2 separate regions of the Homo sapiens genome follow, and region 1 is linked to region 2. Evidence: chromatin loops called from intact Hi-C (ENCODE). Cell type or tissue: PC-3. All regions are shown on one strand.

Region 1 (8,000 bases), 540 kb after region 2:
AAAAGCCCAACTTCTCTTTTGATTAAAAAAAAAAAAAAAAAAAGCCCTCTGTAACCTGACACATTATGCATTATGCTTTCTGTTTTGCCTCTAGAAGGCTTATATCAACATTTGGTGCTCAACTGTGGTAATATCTCAGATTCCCGCTACCATGCTCTTTTTTTTCTTCACTCTTCTGATTTATATGTTATAATATTGTAAGCAACCTCACATATTTTGCATAAATCAGCAGGATGTAAGTTACATATAAATAGAAAAATTCTCAGTCTAGAAAGGGGTTATTAAAGCAGATACAAGCAAAGTGGGTGAAAAAGGGAGAAGAAATACGGAACAGAAACTGAATAGAAAAAAAAAAACAGAACAACACATTCTTTTTAAAAATACCACCTCTTGGCCAAGTGCAGTGGCTGATGCCTATAATCCCAGCACTTTGGTTTGGGAGGCCAACGCGGGTGGATCACTCGAGGTCAGGAGTTTGAAACCAGCCCAGCCAACATGGTGAAACCCCATCTCTACTAAAAATACAAAAATTAGCCCGGCATGGTGGCTTGTATGTGTAGTCCCAGCTACTTGGGAGGCTGAAACAGGAGAATCGCTTGAACCTGGGAAGCAGAGGTTGCAGTGAGCCGAGATCATGCTGCTGCACTCCAGCCTGGGTGACAGAGTGAGACTCAGTCTCAAAAAAACAAAAACAAAAACAAAACCACCTCTTCACTGACAAGAAAAAATATTCACAGAACTCATTTGGTATAATCACCCACAGTGGCAAAGCTACACAACTAAGAAGGGCTTAAACAACCCTAGAGGGTGATATTTCTGTCATTTTTAGAAGTCACAGAGAGTAAGATGTCTTTGGGAAGAACATGGCCTTTCTGGTGAAATTTTGGGCTTATTGCCAGAATTAGAAGTGAAAAACCTAAAAGCATGGTCATAGTTGTTATTTAAAATGCATTCTGAGCTGAAAACCAATAGGAGTGCCTGCCTGAATGCCACCACTGAAACTGCCATTTCACTTTCTCACAGGTTCATTTCTCCACGCACGCTATCCCCCTGGTCAGATAAGATCCCCTTGGTCGGATGAGATGGCCGTTCTGCGTGCCTGGAGGCAGAGAGGTGCCAGCACATACCTTGGATTGTGGGATTATGGCCTGACGCAATGTTTGCAGCCAAACCGTGTTGACACAGCAAGCACTAGACACAAATGCAATGGGGCGGCCTCAATAACTCCAGCAGACCATAAAGTGACACAATTTCCCCCTGGAAGGCCTCTCAGTCAAAGCCCCCGATCCCCGCTGGGCAAGATTCAGCAGGTTTTGGCTCATAGTTTGGAAGAAACACGGGGCCACAAAGGAGGCCCCACCTGCTTAGTTTAGTCACCTCAAGGAGAGTGAGAAAGGAGAGGAAAAGCACAGGAACTCTGCCAATGAAGGGTCCTTTCTTTACTAGGATGCAGCGTTCCTCTTCATCCCCAGTTAAGGATCTCTACAGGCCTGTCTGCTGAGAAGTCTTTCCAGCAGGCCCAAGAAACATGGATTCCAGCAGGATGCTCTCATCCATCCTTCCCACTATCTGGATCTTCATATCCTTAGATAAATTCATGGGAGAAAATAGATATAAATTTTAAAGGTAAATGGTTTTGCCCTGAGATAAAGCATTTCTGTCTGTTCTAATCCCAGAGAGACTGAGGAGTCTGGAGAATCTTTAAAACCCAGTCCTGTTGACTCTCTTCCAAGTAGCCACTCACTCACTTAGAGGCAGGGGACTGGACCAACTGACCTGCTCTAGGACTTCCCCTGGCACTCTGCCAAACTGGAGATGGTAATTCAAAGTGGCAACGTGTGACCAGATTTAGGAGGAAATAAAATCACCTTTCTTTAGAAGGGGTGGGGAAAGCTAATGAAGGAAGTTAATTATACAAGGGTTTTGCAAGAAGTATTTAGAGACCGTTTTCACACCCAACTTGGGCTTTTGCAATTGCTTGCAGTGGATTTAAGCTTAATCCAAACAGTACATAGTTTTAGTTTTTCTTTTGCCTTTTTATAATTCAATCCCCACATTATAAGAATTACCAATTGTACTCTACTTATCACTGCTGAATAGAAGTGGATTTATCTCATTGGAGCTTTGGTACAATCTGCTGTGGAGGAACAATTTTAGTTGCTCTGAATTTATGACTCTGAGAACCATGAAGCTGAGGAGTATTAAAGTGGAGGAGCCTACTGTGCTGTAGATGGAATCAGGAATTCTTGCCTCCGGGTGCTCCACAATTCCCTTCTTTGGGTTGAGATTGCCAGTTTCAAAGTCCTCTGCCATAGCAGCACCTACCTACAGTTATTTCTGTCCTCTCTCCCTGCAGTCCCACCTCAGCTGTCTTTTCAGGTCTGTCCCCATGACCACTTTAACATTAGCTAACATGCACGGGGGCCTAATTTTTGCCAGGTATTCTTCTAAGACTTTTTTCTCTCTTCTTTCACATTCTCTCATTCAATCCCAGACAAGCCTGTGATACGGGCACTATGATCCCAACTTCCCCATTCCACAGTTTTCTTAGCTGTCCAATGGCCAAGAATCTTGTCTGGTGTGACAAAGGGGGATTATCTTTATATACTTCAACCAAAACAGCACACCGCAACAGACAGAATGCAGAAACAGCTGGGGGAATCCAGCTGCCATCTATTAAATAACCAGGCATCAAAGAGATTTGCAAAAATGTAAAACAATGCCATTTGGCTATTTTTTGTTTTGAAAATAGTTATTTTCATTACAAATCACATTTGTGGTAACATGTATGGGCTTATTACTATTTTTTAAATGAACCCGGCAGTATTCTAAATATTTTGCTTTAATTTCTAATATGATACATATCAATAAATATAACCCATATATATATATATAAACTCATTGATCCTTTTTTGTTTGTTTTTTTGAGAAAGATTGTCATTCTGTCACCCAGACTAGAGTGCAGTGACACAAACATGGCTCACCACAGCCTCAAATTACTGGGCTCAATTTCCCACCTCAGCCTCCCAAGTGGTTGGGACTACAGGCGTAAGCTGCCATACCTAGCTAATTTTTAATTTATTTTATTTTATTATTATTATTATTGAGACAGAGTCTCGCTAAGGCTGGTTTCAAACGCCTGGCCTCAAGTGATCCTCCTGCCTTGGCCTCCCAAAGTGCTGGGATTATAGGCGTGAGCCACCATACCCAGTCTATTGATCCTTTTTAAGAGGAGAAAAGGTCCTAAGGCCAAGAACTTTGAGAACTGTTGCAGAGAAGATCATCGCTCTTAGCCCAGGATCTACCACTCATAGTTATGGGATCTTGACAGCTCATCCCGCCTCTTTGGGATGTAGAATGAGGAGACAGGATCAGGTGATGAGGACAACACAGATGAGCACGGAGTGCTTGTTCAGTGCCAGGCACTAGGCTAATCTTCATGTATTTGTTTTTATTTGTTTATTTATTTTTGAGGTAGAATCTCACTCTGTCACCCAGGCTAGAGTGTGGTGGCATGATCACAGCTCACTGCAGCCTCAAACTCTCCAGCTGAAATGATCCTCCCAGCTCACCCTTCCAAGTCACTGGAGCTACAGGCATGCACTACCACACCTGGCTAATTTTTTTATTTTTAGTAAAGACAAGGTCTTGCTAAGTTGTCCAGGCTTGTCTCAAACTCCTGAGCTCAAGCCATCCTGCTGCCTCAGCCTCTCAGAGTGCTGGGAGTACAGGAGTGAAAGAATTGAGTCACACCACGACACACAAAAAACAGGCATCCCAAACTCTACAAGAAGCAACGCACTCCGGGGTCGCATTGCACCTAGCTCTTTATTTTCAGAAAAAGCCCTTCTTTCATTAAATTATGTGAAGTTTGGTGGTTTGGACTTTTTATTTGTGGTTTTATTTCGATTTAATTTCTAAATTTGTTTTGACTTGACAGTTGTATAAGATCTGTAAGTAGGGAATGTATACTGTTTACAATGTGCAAATTGTATTATAATAAAATAATTTAAATCAACTCTGGGGATCTGTGAGAATTGTATTCCTTTCAAAATACTCTATTTACTACTCAAGTTTGAGATAAAATGGTCTAAATATAGGAAAACCAAGAAAAAAGACCATTCTGCCTTCCGTCTTTCAGAAAACATCTAAGGTTTCAGCAATGCCCTACTGGCGCCATCTGGTGGAGACATTTGAACAAGTCCCCTGGCTTGCCAAAGCACTGCCTGGAAAGGAAGTGGATCTCCAGGGCTCTCAAAACGAGGGAGCTGGGCAGATGTTTAATCAGGTGTCTACATTAAGTGTGGGGCTGCAAAGAAGACTCAGCACTGCCTGAGAGGTTGATTTTACACCGTCTCTGGTCTCAAGAGCGAGACCCTGCTTCCTCCCTCTCTCTCAGCTGATCATCTGGCTTCTTGCCTGCACGAGAAAACAAGCTCTAAGGTGACCTGGATCTTGCCTCCCAATGCACCCCATCTACCGCCCACCCACAGCTGTGCTTCCTCCTCTGCCCAGCTCAGCTATACCATCACCATCGCACACAACTATGCTGTAATATCTCCCATCTTACAACAGAAAAGCAACGCAGCCCCACCTTACCACCACATCGCTCCATTTCTCTGATCTCCTTCAAATAAAACCCCCAAAGTGGGTTCAGCTGCCGGCTCTATTTCCTCACCTAGTCTGTCTAGTCCATGCTAAGGTCACTGCCACCTGGCCTTCTTCAACCACCCAGTCTCTGTCATCATCTTACTCAAGCTCTGAGCTGACCACCTTCCTTCTAGGGTCAAGGTCTTCACTTGACCTCTGTGCCCCCACATGATCCTCAGGCCCCTCTGCTGGTGCCACCTCTTTTCTCTGGCCTTCCCATTTTCCAGTGCCTGGGCCTGGTCCAACTCGCCCCTCAGCTCCCCTCTCTGCTGTGCCCACCTTTTCTCTAGGTTGCCTCCTTCAGACCTGTGGCCATAAACACAATCTACAAGTCACAACTCTCCAGCCCTGGCCTCACCTCAGCCTCTCTCCTGTGCTCCAGACCCACGGATCCAGCCACCTGTTCCACACACCCACTTGCGTGGTGGGCTCAGCTGGATGTCTGAGAGGCAGCACATAAGCAACATGATGGAAACCAAGCTTTCCCACAAAACCTGCTCATCCCCCGATTTTCCCTGGCATGGTTAAAAAGGGACCAATGTTTCCCTAACTGCTAGAGCCCACAAAAATCTAGGAACTACCTTGATTCCCTTCCTTCCTCCTCTTCTTGCTCTCAACCCTCATCAGTAAGCCTGACAGCTGAATCAGCTCTAAGCAGGCACTGACTCAGGCCACTTCTCCCCTGCTGCCACCACCTGGGTCTGGTACCGGACCCTCCCCCATGGCCACCTACAGTGACGCCCTAGGCAACCCCCAGTGCTTACCCCATTCCTACCCCTTCTTCAGGGTCCAGCCCAGAGTGGCCTTGTCTAATCATGAACCAGCTCCCACTGCTTCCACGCCCACAGCCCCAGTGGCCCCTCACACTAGGCTACAATCTAAGTTGCCCACAGCTTCAACACCTTCATTTACTTGGGCTCAACTCCCTCCCCATCCACTCTAATGAAGATGGGTTCTCCCAGATCCATGAGCTACTGCCTTATCAGCCTTGGTAACATTCCTCAAATAACCCTCATTCATTCCTACCTTTGAGTGATCATCGAACCACTTTCTCCCAGGTTGCTGTGTGCCTGGCATTTTTCATCACTCAGTTCTCAACTTAAATGTCACCCCCTCTTCTAAAACAGTGTTCCTATTCCATTAGCCTGTTTTTGTTTTCTTCTGAGCACTTACCACTACTTGAAGTTACCTTATTTTCTGTCCATCTTCCCCTAACAAGCATATCACTGGACAAGAACACAGCCTTCTTGTCTGATTCACTGTGAAACCAAGTACAGAGCTAGGCTCTCAATGCCTGATCCCACTTAGCCGGTAGGAAACCTAAAGCTGACAGAAATCAAGTAACTTGCCCAATGTCACATGGTTGCACTGCACTGCCCCATATGTAGCTCTGGGGTTTGAAAAAGATCATCTCCTCCTGAGGCAGCCCCCTGTGGATTTGAACCAGATAAGATCAAAGCCAGCATTATCCTGGGTTCTTTTGATTTTTGTATATTGGCATCTTCATAGGCTCTGAAACCTTGAGAATAAACCAAAATACTCATTATGGCTATAATTCTTGAACCCTGAAATGAAGCAGAAGGAAATTCCAAAGATATCCAGCTGTAAGAATATGTGCTTTGACTCCACAGGAGGGCTGGGAAGACACAATTGAGATCATTTCTACCCAGGGAAGAGATACTTCAGAATGAAAATCCCAAAGGTCAGGAAAGACTGTCTCAAAAAGGCTTTGCTCTCATCTAAGCAATGAATTCCATATTTTCAATTACTTTTCAAAAAGGATTTAGCATTTCTTTACTTTTCAATTGCAATTCCTGAATCTGTTGATTACTACCCCTTTTTAATCTCCACTGACAAATGCCCAGTCATTTCTTAAAAATAGTCATAGCTTGTAGATAAGTAAATTATATATATATGTTTTTTAGATAGGCTCTCACTTTGTCACCTAGGCTGGAGTGCAGTGGCACAATCTCGGCTCACTGCAACCTCTGCCTCCTGGGTTCAAGCAATTCTCCACTTCAACCTCCCAAGTAGCTAGGGTTACAGGTGTGCATGTCTACGCCCAGCTAATTTTTCTATTTTTAGTAGGGAAGGATGTTTCACCATGTTGGCCAGGCTGGTCTTGAACTCCTGACCTAAAGTGATCTGCCCACCTCAGCTTCCCAAAGTGCTGGGATTACAGGCATGACCCGCCATGCCCGGCCAATATTATCTTTAAAAGCCCTTATGTCAGTTCATAGCAACAACTAGGATACTCAGTTAGAAATAGGCCTTCCCTATCCAGTCGCCAGGATTTATTGCTATAGAGGAACTAAAAACCATTTAGTAACAACTATATGAATTAAAGGACACTATAAACCAACATGTATCAACTACCACCTTCTGCAGTGCTCATCTATACTAGCAGCTAACATTTTTATTGAGCAATTGTTATGGGCTTAGAAGCATGACCTCATTTAAGCCTTCTGTCAATGCCAATGACCAACATAAAAGATTTTCCCCATTTCATATATGAGGAAACAGACCTGAGTTTAAGTAACTTGAAGGAAGTGGAAGACCTAACACCTGAACCCAGGTCCCTTGTCCAATGCCAGTCCCCTCAGCCACACTGCCATCCTGAGAGCTGTAAGAGGGGGCCTGTTTATTTTGTAACCTGGTGAGAGAAGCACCTAGTTACAGAAGCTGTGTCTGAAGCTGTGTGGAGAAGGTATGTCAAGGAGGCTCTGAATTCAGATAAAACCATCAAAACCACTTGTAACACTTTGAGTAAAGAAACAAATTGCCAGCTGGGTGCAGTAGCTCACGCTTGTAATCCCAGCACTTTGGGAAGCTGAGGTGGGGGGAATCACTTGAAGTTAGGAGTTCAAGACCAGCCTGGCCAACATGGTGAAACCCTGTCTCTACTAAAAATACAAAAACTAGCTGGGCATGGTGGCACATGCCTGTAATCCCAGCTACTCGGGAGGCTGAGGCAGGAGAATCGTTTGAACCCAGGAGGCAGAGGATGCAGTGAGCCAAGATCATGCCATTGCACTCCAGCCTGGGCAACAAGAGTGAAACTCCATCTCGAAAAGATGATGATGGGTTGATGGGTGCAGCAAACCATCATGGCACATGTATACTTATGTGACAAACCTGGACATTGAGCACATGTATCCCAGAACTTAAAGTAAAATTAAAAAAAAATGCCACAATGGGTGAGGGTGGTTCTTTCACTCCGAAGGTCTTGAAAGTCTCCCCAGACCTACTGATTTTCACTCTTCTGTATGAGAAGAGGCTACACTGGTGATGAATGGCCAGCATTTGGTTGTTTGGAGCCTACATAAAATATGGGACTGGCAGACCTTTGT
Region 2 (8,000 bases):
AGGATAGTGCTTACCCTTGGGAAAGGAAGAATTGACTGGAAGAAAGGACAAAAAGGATTCTGGAATGTTGGTAATGTTTTGTGTTCTGTTATGTTTTTCTGAATTTGAGTATTGACCACATGATGAATTCAGTTGTACAAACTTAGGTGCACTTTTTTGTATGTGTAGTATACTCCAATAAAGTTTTTAAAAATACAATCAAATCCACTCTTAAAATAGTGGGAGAACCTATTCAAAAATAAATGATGCCAGCAAAGGGCCCTTAAACTGAGTCCAGTTTTTAAAAAGGAACTAAAATTTATAGGTAAAGGAAATTTTGAAGCAAAATTATTTTCTTTTTAAACGTTTAGCTAGAGTTTTAATTATACATTAATGCTTACATTATATAAAACAAGTTTTCAAAGCATTTTATTTTTCTTACTGTTATTAGACATGGTTTACATTATTTATAGCATGATCATTTTTGCCAAGAGCTTTTAAGAGTTTTCCCAGAACCTCTTAATCCTTGGATAGTTAAATCATGCTTAGGGTTTCTAACATTGAGTCATCCATGTAGATTTCCTCTCAATCAATCTAACAGTTCTTTCACTGTTTCAGTTATTTCATGAAATGTTGCATTTTGGGCACAGTGTATTTATATGAAATGGCATAGTCACTAACTTTGTTTCCTTTAAATGAAAATAGACTAAACAGGTAGGGTTGCAATGCTATAATCTGCTTTGATCTCGTTCTATATAAAAATAGAGTCTCTAATTGCTTTAATTTTATGTAGATAGGATTATATTTAAGTTACAACTTCTTACATCTCCTAGTATAAAGATTTTGTGTCATTAAATTGCCACTCTATTTAAAATGAGTGGCAATTCAGTAGTACAAAAATAGGTATTAAACTTTTTAAACACTGGTTTGTACTCATAGCTTATGTTGTAGCTGTATATGCCATTTTGCTACAAATTTAATTTTTAGTAGTTTTTAAATAGTTTAAAGTCATCCTTGTCACAGACTTCACGAACAAGTGCCTGCCAGGAAGTCCAGTTTTGTTACAGGAAGAATGGTTGAGCACAGTTCCTGTCACATAGATGTTCAGTAATAGATGTGAATTAGATGCTGATCAACTTAATGATGATTCAGAAGAGTAAATCTAGATTTGTTGAGGTCAAACTGGAGCTTTGTCATGTATCCGCTTTAATCCAAAAACCTGGTGTAGAGATCTTTAATTGAAGTCATGCACCATATAACAACGTTTCTGTCAAGGTTGGACCACAAATATGATAGTAGTCCTATTTTTACTGTACTTTTCTATGTTTAGATACACAAAAACATTGTGTTACAGTTGCCTACAGTATTCAGTACAGTAACATGCTGTACAGGTTTTTAGCCTAGGAGCAATAGCCTATACTATTAGAACCCAGGTGTATAGTAGGTTATACAATCCAGGTTTTGTACACTCTTGATATTCACACAATGATGAAGTCTCCTAACTACCCATTTCTCAGAACATATCCCCGTAGTTAAGATATGCATGACCATAGTTTCAGACTAGTTTAACCTGTTTTACAATTGTAGCACTATTTTATCAGCACAATTGTGATAGTATATTTAATGAAATACACTGCCTGTCTCCCAAATATTGAATAGTACATATACTAAAAAAAAATTTGTATCTGAAATTCAAATTTATCTTAGTGTCTTCCTTTTTATATTTGCTGAATCTGGTGACTGTGTGAATGACAACATTGCTATCAAATGACAGTTATTTTTAATGGTAAAATTGTAGAGGGACTCAAAATTAAAAAAAATACTAAAGCCAAAAAGAGTACAAGCTTTGAGCACCCTAGAAAAGCAGCACTTCCCGGGTTAAATAGTGCCTCCATGGCTCATCAGTTTATAATTTCAGGTTGTTGCCTTTGAAGGTTCATGGTTACTGTTCATTAATTGCTATTTTATCTCTCCTGTTTGTTTTAAATTTGTGACTAAGATCTTCGACATTGAAATCAACAACAATTTTATAAGAATTTTATTTTTCACATCCCTTTTTGATTGCAGAAGGACATGAGGTCTATTCCTTGTTTGCTTACAGTGAATGTGACTTCATTTACCCTTGTTTAAAGTTATTTTAAATAATATGAACTCAATTTTCAGTGTCACACAATGTTGTCAGTTGCTGGATTTGTGCCCATTCAAACTGAGTTAAGTCACCAGTGGTCACAGAGGAGACTTTCTTCTGGTACTAAGTAAACAAGCTGAGAAAGAGAAAGGGAAACTATGTTTATGGCCGTGTAACTAAGTTACAGTAATAAGATTTGTCCTGTACGAAGCCTGGATGAGTTAAAATACCTTCTGAGTCAAGTGGTCACTCATGGGAAATAACTCTCCTGGGACACTGGAGCATGAATTAGTGATCTGAAGAGGCAATTAATCTCAAATGAATGAGCACTTGGCTTCTAGATTGCTCTCTATTTATGTTACAGTTTTTTTAGAATAAATGTAGGTTAACCTACAGTGTAGTTTTATGTAGATTAGCCAAAAGTCCATGTTAATTCAAGACAGTGTCTCTAAGAAGCAAAAAATATTTTAGCATATTGAAAAAAAAAACCTGCAAGTTGGTCATGGAATCTAAAATAGAGATACAACTAATATTCCTCTCAACAAATTAGGAGAGTCACAATAAAGCAAAAAAGAAGCAGTTTATTCTTTAGGGCTACCAGAACTCGTGGCCTGCTTCTTAAATTAATTCTGGCTTTCATTTTAAAGTGACATTTATTTTCATGGGCAAGTTAAAGACTCTGTAGAAGCCTACTATGAGAACCCCTTTTCTGATACTGTATTATGAAGGATAACTGAAAATCACTGAGATTAACTAATTCCATAAGTTGTATGAAAAAACTATTACAGTCATTTCCAATACTAGATCCCCAGTGTTGTAGGTACTGTTTAGTCCCAACCAGCAGAAAGAGCTATTGTAAGTCCAGGATTGCCTTTAGCTATTAGCTTTTCCAGTATGCCCCTCCATTTCAGAGTGAAAAATAACCTAATGCTACAATGAGTGTCCTTTTCATGAGCATATATATGTATTTCTTATTCATACATACACACACACACCCCCCTTGTGGACAAACCTTCTAACAACAAAATAGCTATATATTTGAGATATGTTATCTAATTTAAAATATTGCATTAAAATTTATTCACAAATGTGACTGTCTCAAATGGATAAGAACCTCTAATTTTGCACTTAGGATTTTGCCAACTTTATTGAACATCCTCTATATTTAAAAAGATAGGCTGCAGTGATACATTTGGCCAATAGGTGGCACCATTTAATTACCTTGAAATTCCTCAAATTTGAGGCTTGTAGTTTGGCCAAGAAAAAAAAAATTACCTTATCAATTCTGCATGTTTGAAATGTAAACCATTTAGAAAGAAAAGTTCCTGTACATTGATAATTACTTCATTGTTTTGACTTTTTAGAAACTAGCATTTTTTTCTAGTGCTATTTCCTAGATGCCATTACTTGAGCTATGAAATAGAAAATGAATGCCTGATGCAGGGTCATGTTGTTCAATCATTATACATGTAATTTTTATCATTTTTAAAATTGTGAGTTTCTAGAAAAGTATCAATCTGTGTCACAATACAATCTAGTGTCTTGAATCAGAAGAAAGATAAGGGAGCACTCCTAGGCACTTAGGGAAATAAGGCAAGAGGCAGCAAAAAGACCTGGTGTGAGATGGTCAAATTCTTTCTCACCAGCACGCAGTCAAGAAATCCTGGAATTGGGAGTACTGTGTTTAGTCAAAAGATCCGACATGATCTGAGATTTAAAATTAATTTTTAGTTGTTAAGCAATTATTTAGTGCCTCCATTCCTGCCAAAAAAAAAAAAAAAGCGGGGGGGGAGTGTGGCTCTGACATGAAAGCAAAAAATTAGTAAGGGTAAACTATTGAACTTTAGAAGTGTAGTAATGTATTATGGTGTTACAGAGTCATTAAAAACATACTATGTGAAATGCAGAGAAACTGCATGAAAAAATGAACCAATTCAATTTTGTCATGTTACTATGCAGTATTTAGAACAGACCATGGCAAAATCCAAAGTGTCTTGTGAATAGTAAAAGAAAACTCAAGATTTATAATTATTTTAATATTAAGAAATTATATTCTAATTATTTGAAAAGTTATGTGGGAATAGACACATTGAACTTCAAGGTCAAAGTAAGTAAGTAACATAACTTCACACAAATAATAGCCTTGTAGACAAGAAAAATAAAAGAGTATAAAAATATTGATTTGGGAGGTCTTAAAAATTGTCTAGTCCTGCCCTTTATTTCTTGGATGAGAAAACTCAAGCCTTGAAAAGTTTAATGATTTGCCCAAGGTTAGAATTGGCAAATCTAGAATACAGCTTTTCTGGGTCTTAGTCCATGAACTACTTCTTGTCTAATTGGCAATTTCTGATAATTCAGGTAAGTGACTTTAACATTTTATTTTTTATGAAAAAAATTTTTAATTACAGTATAGACTTTTATAATTCCATCAATTTGCATTACATGGTAATGTATTTGCAATGCAGTCTTAATTAGGAAGCTTCTCCACTCTGAAAAGGGAAACTCATTGTACTCTTTATTTGAGCAGCTCTGCTCCATTTATTGTATCGGTGATTATATAAATGGCAAGAAGTTCTGGCTAGTGGTAGTGCCAGGACTAATAAAGAAAGGTCTTTTGATATGATAAAATACTATATTTGCTCATTAATATTTAGGTTTCATAGTTATACACTTACGGGTATAAGAAAGCACCTTTATTATTGAAATTTCTTCAGAAACAATAATGGTATGCATTTAAAATTCCTGTTTGGTCTATTAATTTTTTTTTATCATGCAAGATTTCCTAGGAATGCATCTGTCACATAGCAGCATAGATACTTGAGATGATGGGGCTATTAATTTGATCTTGAACAATTATGTCAGGCATTCTGTTGTACACAATGCCTTCTACTTATTAAAATAGATTACAGCAAGCCCTTTGCTACTTCTATCATTGCCTGCCATCGCTGTATGGTTTTAATGTACCTGTCCCTCCAAAATTCATAGGTGGGAACTCAAACACCAAGTTGGTAATATTAAGAGGTGGAGCCTTTGGGAGAGTGATTAAGTTATGAGGACTCTGCCTTGTGAATGGGATTAATGCCCTTTTCAGAGAGCGCCTTGACCCTTCTACCCTTCCCTCCCTTTGCCATGTGAGGACACTGTTCATCCCTGCAGACGGTGCAGCAACAAAGCACCATCTTGGAAGCAGAGAAAGAGCCCTTACCACACACCCCATCTGCCAGCACCCTGAACAGTGAGAAATTTCTATTACAGTTCAAGAGGGGGATTAGGGGTGCCGACCACCCCAACCCCAGGCTGAGTCAAAAATCCACATATAACTTTTGACTCCCCAGAAACTGAACTACTGACAGCCTACTGTTGACTGGAAGCCTTGTTGGCAACATGAGTAGTTAACATATTTTGTATGTTAAATGTATTACATTCTGAATTTTTTTTTTCCTTGGGCTGGAGTGCAGTGGCGCGATCTCAGCTCACTGCAAGCTCCGCCTCCTGGGTTCACGCCATTCTCCTGCCTCAGCCTCCTGGGTTCACGCCATTCTCCTGCCTCAGCCTCCTGAGGAGCTCGGACTACAGGCACTTGCCACCACGCCCGGCTACTTTTTGTATTTTTAGTAGAGACGGGGTTTCACCATGTTAGCCAGGATAGTCTCGATCTCCTGACCTCGTGATCCGCCGCCTAGGCCTCCCAAAGTGCTGGGAAATAAACTAGAGAAAAGAAAATGTTAAAAAAAAAATCATGAAGAAGAGAAAATATATTTACTCTTTATTAAGTGGAAGGGGCTCCTCATGAAGGTCTTCATCCTCATTGTCTTCATGTTGAGAAGGCTGAGGAGGAGGAGGTAGAGGAGGGATTGTTCTTGCTGTCTCAGGGGTGGCAGAGGCAGAAGGAAATCTGAATATGAGTGGACCCGGGCAGTTCAAACCCAAATTGTTCAAGTTTACCTCTAACTATAAATTACCCAGTTTGTGGTATTCTGTCAAACCAGCCCAAACGGACTAACACGGTATAAAAATAATTAAATCATTTAAAATTTTATGATTCACAGAGGTTTTCTCAAACTCTACACCTTTCCTTTGCTTTTTACTTAATCATATCCAATATACGTCCACTCTGAATTAGTAAAGTTTGACGTTTGATGCTGACATACTTCATGTCTGCTCCAAGTCGTAGAGCTTATGGCATGTCTAGAGACTCTTGGAGGAGAGGAAATCTCAGCTGGCCCTTGAAAGGCAGGCGGGATTTGAATAGTGAGCAGAGGATATTCCAGGAGCTAAAACATGAGACTAACACAAGAGAGTGGACTGGTTTACCTAGAGTTTCCTTGACTGCAAGGACTTGGGAAATGAGGCTAGAAAGACACCTTGGGGCTAGATTGAAGGAATTTTTAGTTCCAGAATAAGGAATTCACCGATATGCTATAGCATTAAACATTGAAGGTTTTCAAGCAGAAGAATAATTCGATTAAATCAACTTTTGGAAAGATAGATCTCCTGGTGGTATAGGATATAAACTGTAGGCAAAAAGTAACTGGCAACAAAAAGACTACTGTTGTAATGGGGTAACTCAAAGGTAATAGAGGCCTAAATTAGGGTGGTGGCCGTAAGAATGAAATAAATATTCCAAAGTAGAAATTAAAGCAGGAACTGACTGCTCCCTAGGTCTTGCTGTCCAATCCCACTTCCAGCAATCCAAACAAAAGACTGCAGTTTTCAACATGGATGACTAAAAGAATAATAATAATAATAGCACTGGTAATAATAGTAACAAGCCAACATTTTCATCGTGCTTACTGTGCCCAGCACTTAGCTAAGTGCTTTATACATAATGCATATAATCTTCATAACAACCCCATGAAATAAGTATTATTATTCCCATTTCATGGATCAGAAACCTGAAGCAGAGAGAGGCCAGGTGATGAGTTTAAAGTCGCATGGATATTGAATGGCAGAGCCAGGACTGGAACACAAGCAATTGGGCCTTGGACCCTAATGCCTAGCCTGGTGGTCTCACTACCAAGTACTAGTTTGCAGCATATAGCCCTCTTACATTTATGTGGTAAAGTTAAAATGGTGGTGAATATCTGCATATACTTAGAGTTGGGAACCTAGAATTCAGAGAGTAGTCAGGATAGAGGATGTAAAGTTGAATGACAAGCATACCTCACTCAACTTGAATATTTGAAACTCCATTATTGCATTTGATGATAGAATTTAACCCACCGATCTTCCACAGCTCAGGAGAGAGGGTGTGGTAGGGGTGGGATCAAAACAATAAAGATTTTCAGACCCATTGGAAAGAGTTTTGACAGGCTTTGTCATCATACCTCTCAGCAGTTATGCTCTGCTTATCTTTTGTTCTCTGATGTATGCTAATAATTTGCTACGTGATCATGTACTATTTTAATTTCCATTTGGTTCTAGGAAATCAAGTCGCTTATAATATTTTCATGCTCATTCTTATGTTCCAACCTTTAACAACTGTTTTAGGATTCTGAAATTTCTCAACATTACAACATGCATGAAATATCATGACTAGTTCAGTTATCCAGATACTCATCCAAAATCAAAGGACTGTACAGCATCGTGGTTAAGAGACTGGGGTTTGGAAAAAAACTCCTGAGTCTGGATCTCAGTTGTGCTATTTACAAGTTTTCTGACCTTGGGCAAGTTCCACTTCTGTTAATACCCATCTCATGAGAAGATTTAAGGTTTAGGAGGGATGACATATGCAAGCCATTTCTTACTATTCCTGTGGAAGAGGTCAGTAAATTTTAGCTGTTCTTATTATCTGACCTCTGAATGTGTACAAATTTTGTGGACAACTAAACAGTAAAAATTACCCCCAAATATATTTTCCTAAAATTATAATACAAACATCTTCAAGAGGACA

Evidence for each region. Peaks named below come from ENCODE experiments on the same cell type or tissue, not always from the same donor. Only the 100,000 strongest peaks of a DNase experiment are listed, where the experiment ranks them.
Region 1: a loop joins it to region 2, with 11 times the contacts of the local background. A loop is called at or near these places in 101 of 110 quality-filtered maps.

What each region holds. Positions count from the first base shown.
Region 1 is chr2:149,013,760-149,021,759 of GRCh38, reverse strand. All of the region lies in intron 25 of KIF5C (kinesin family member 5C), which reads right to left. Among named protein-coding and RNA genes, the nearest start is that of LYPD6B, 21 kb to the left of the region's middle. In PC-3, a CTCF peak has its summit at 4,182 (motif pointing left); a DNase peak (open chromatin) is centred at 4,199.
Region 2 is chr2:149,556,790-149,564,789 of GRCh38, reverse strand. No RefSeq gene overlaps it. Among named protein-coding and RNA genes, the nearest start is that of MMADHC-DT, 27 kb to the left of the region's middle. In PC-3, CTCF peaks have their summits at 3,105 (motif pointing left) and 3,309 (motif pointing right); a DNase peak (open chromatin) is centred at 2,259; H3K4me3 peaks cover 1,048 bases; H3K27ac peaks cover 1,081 bases.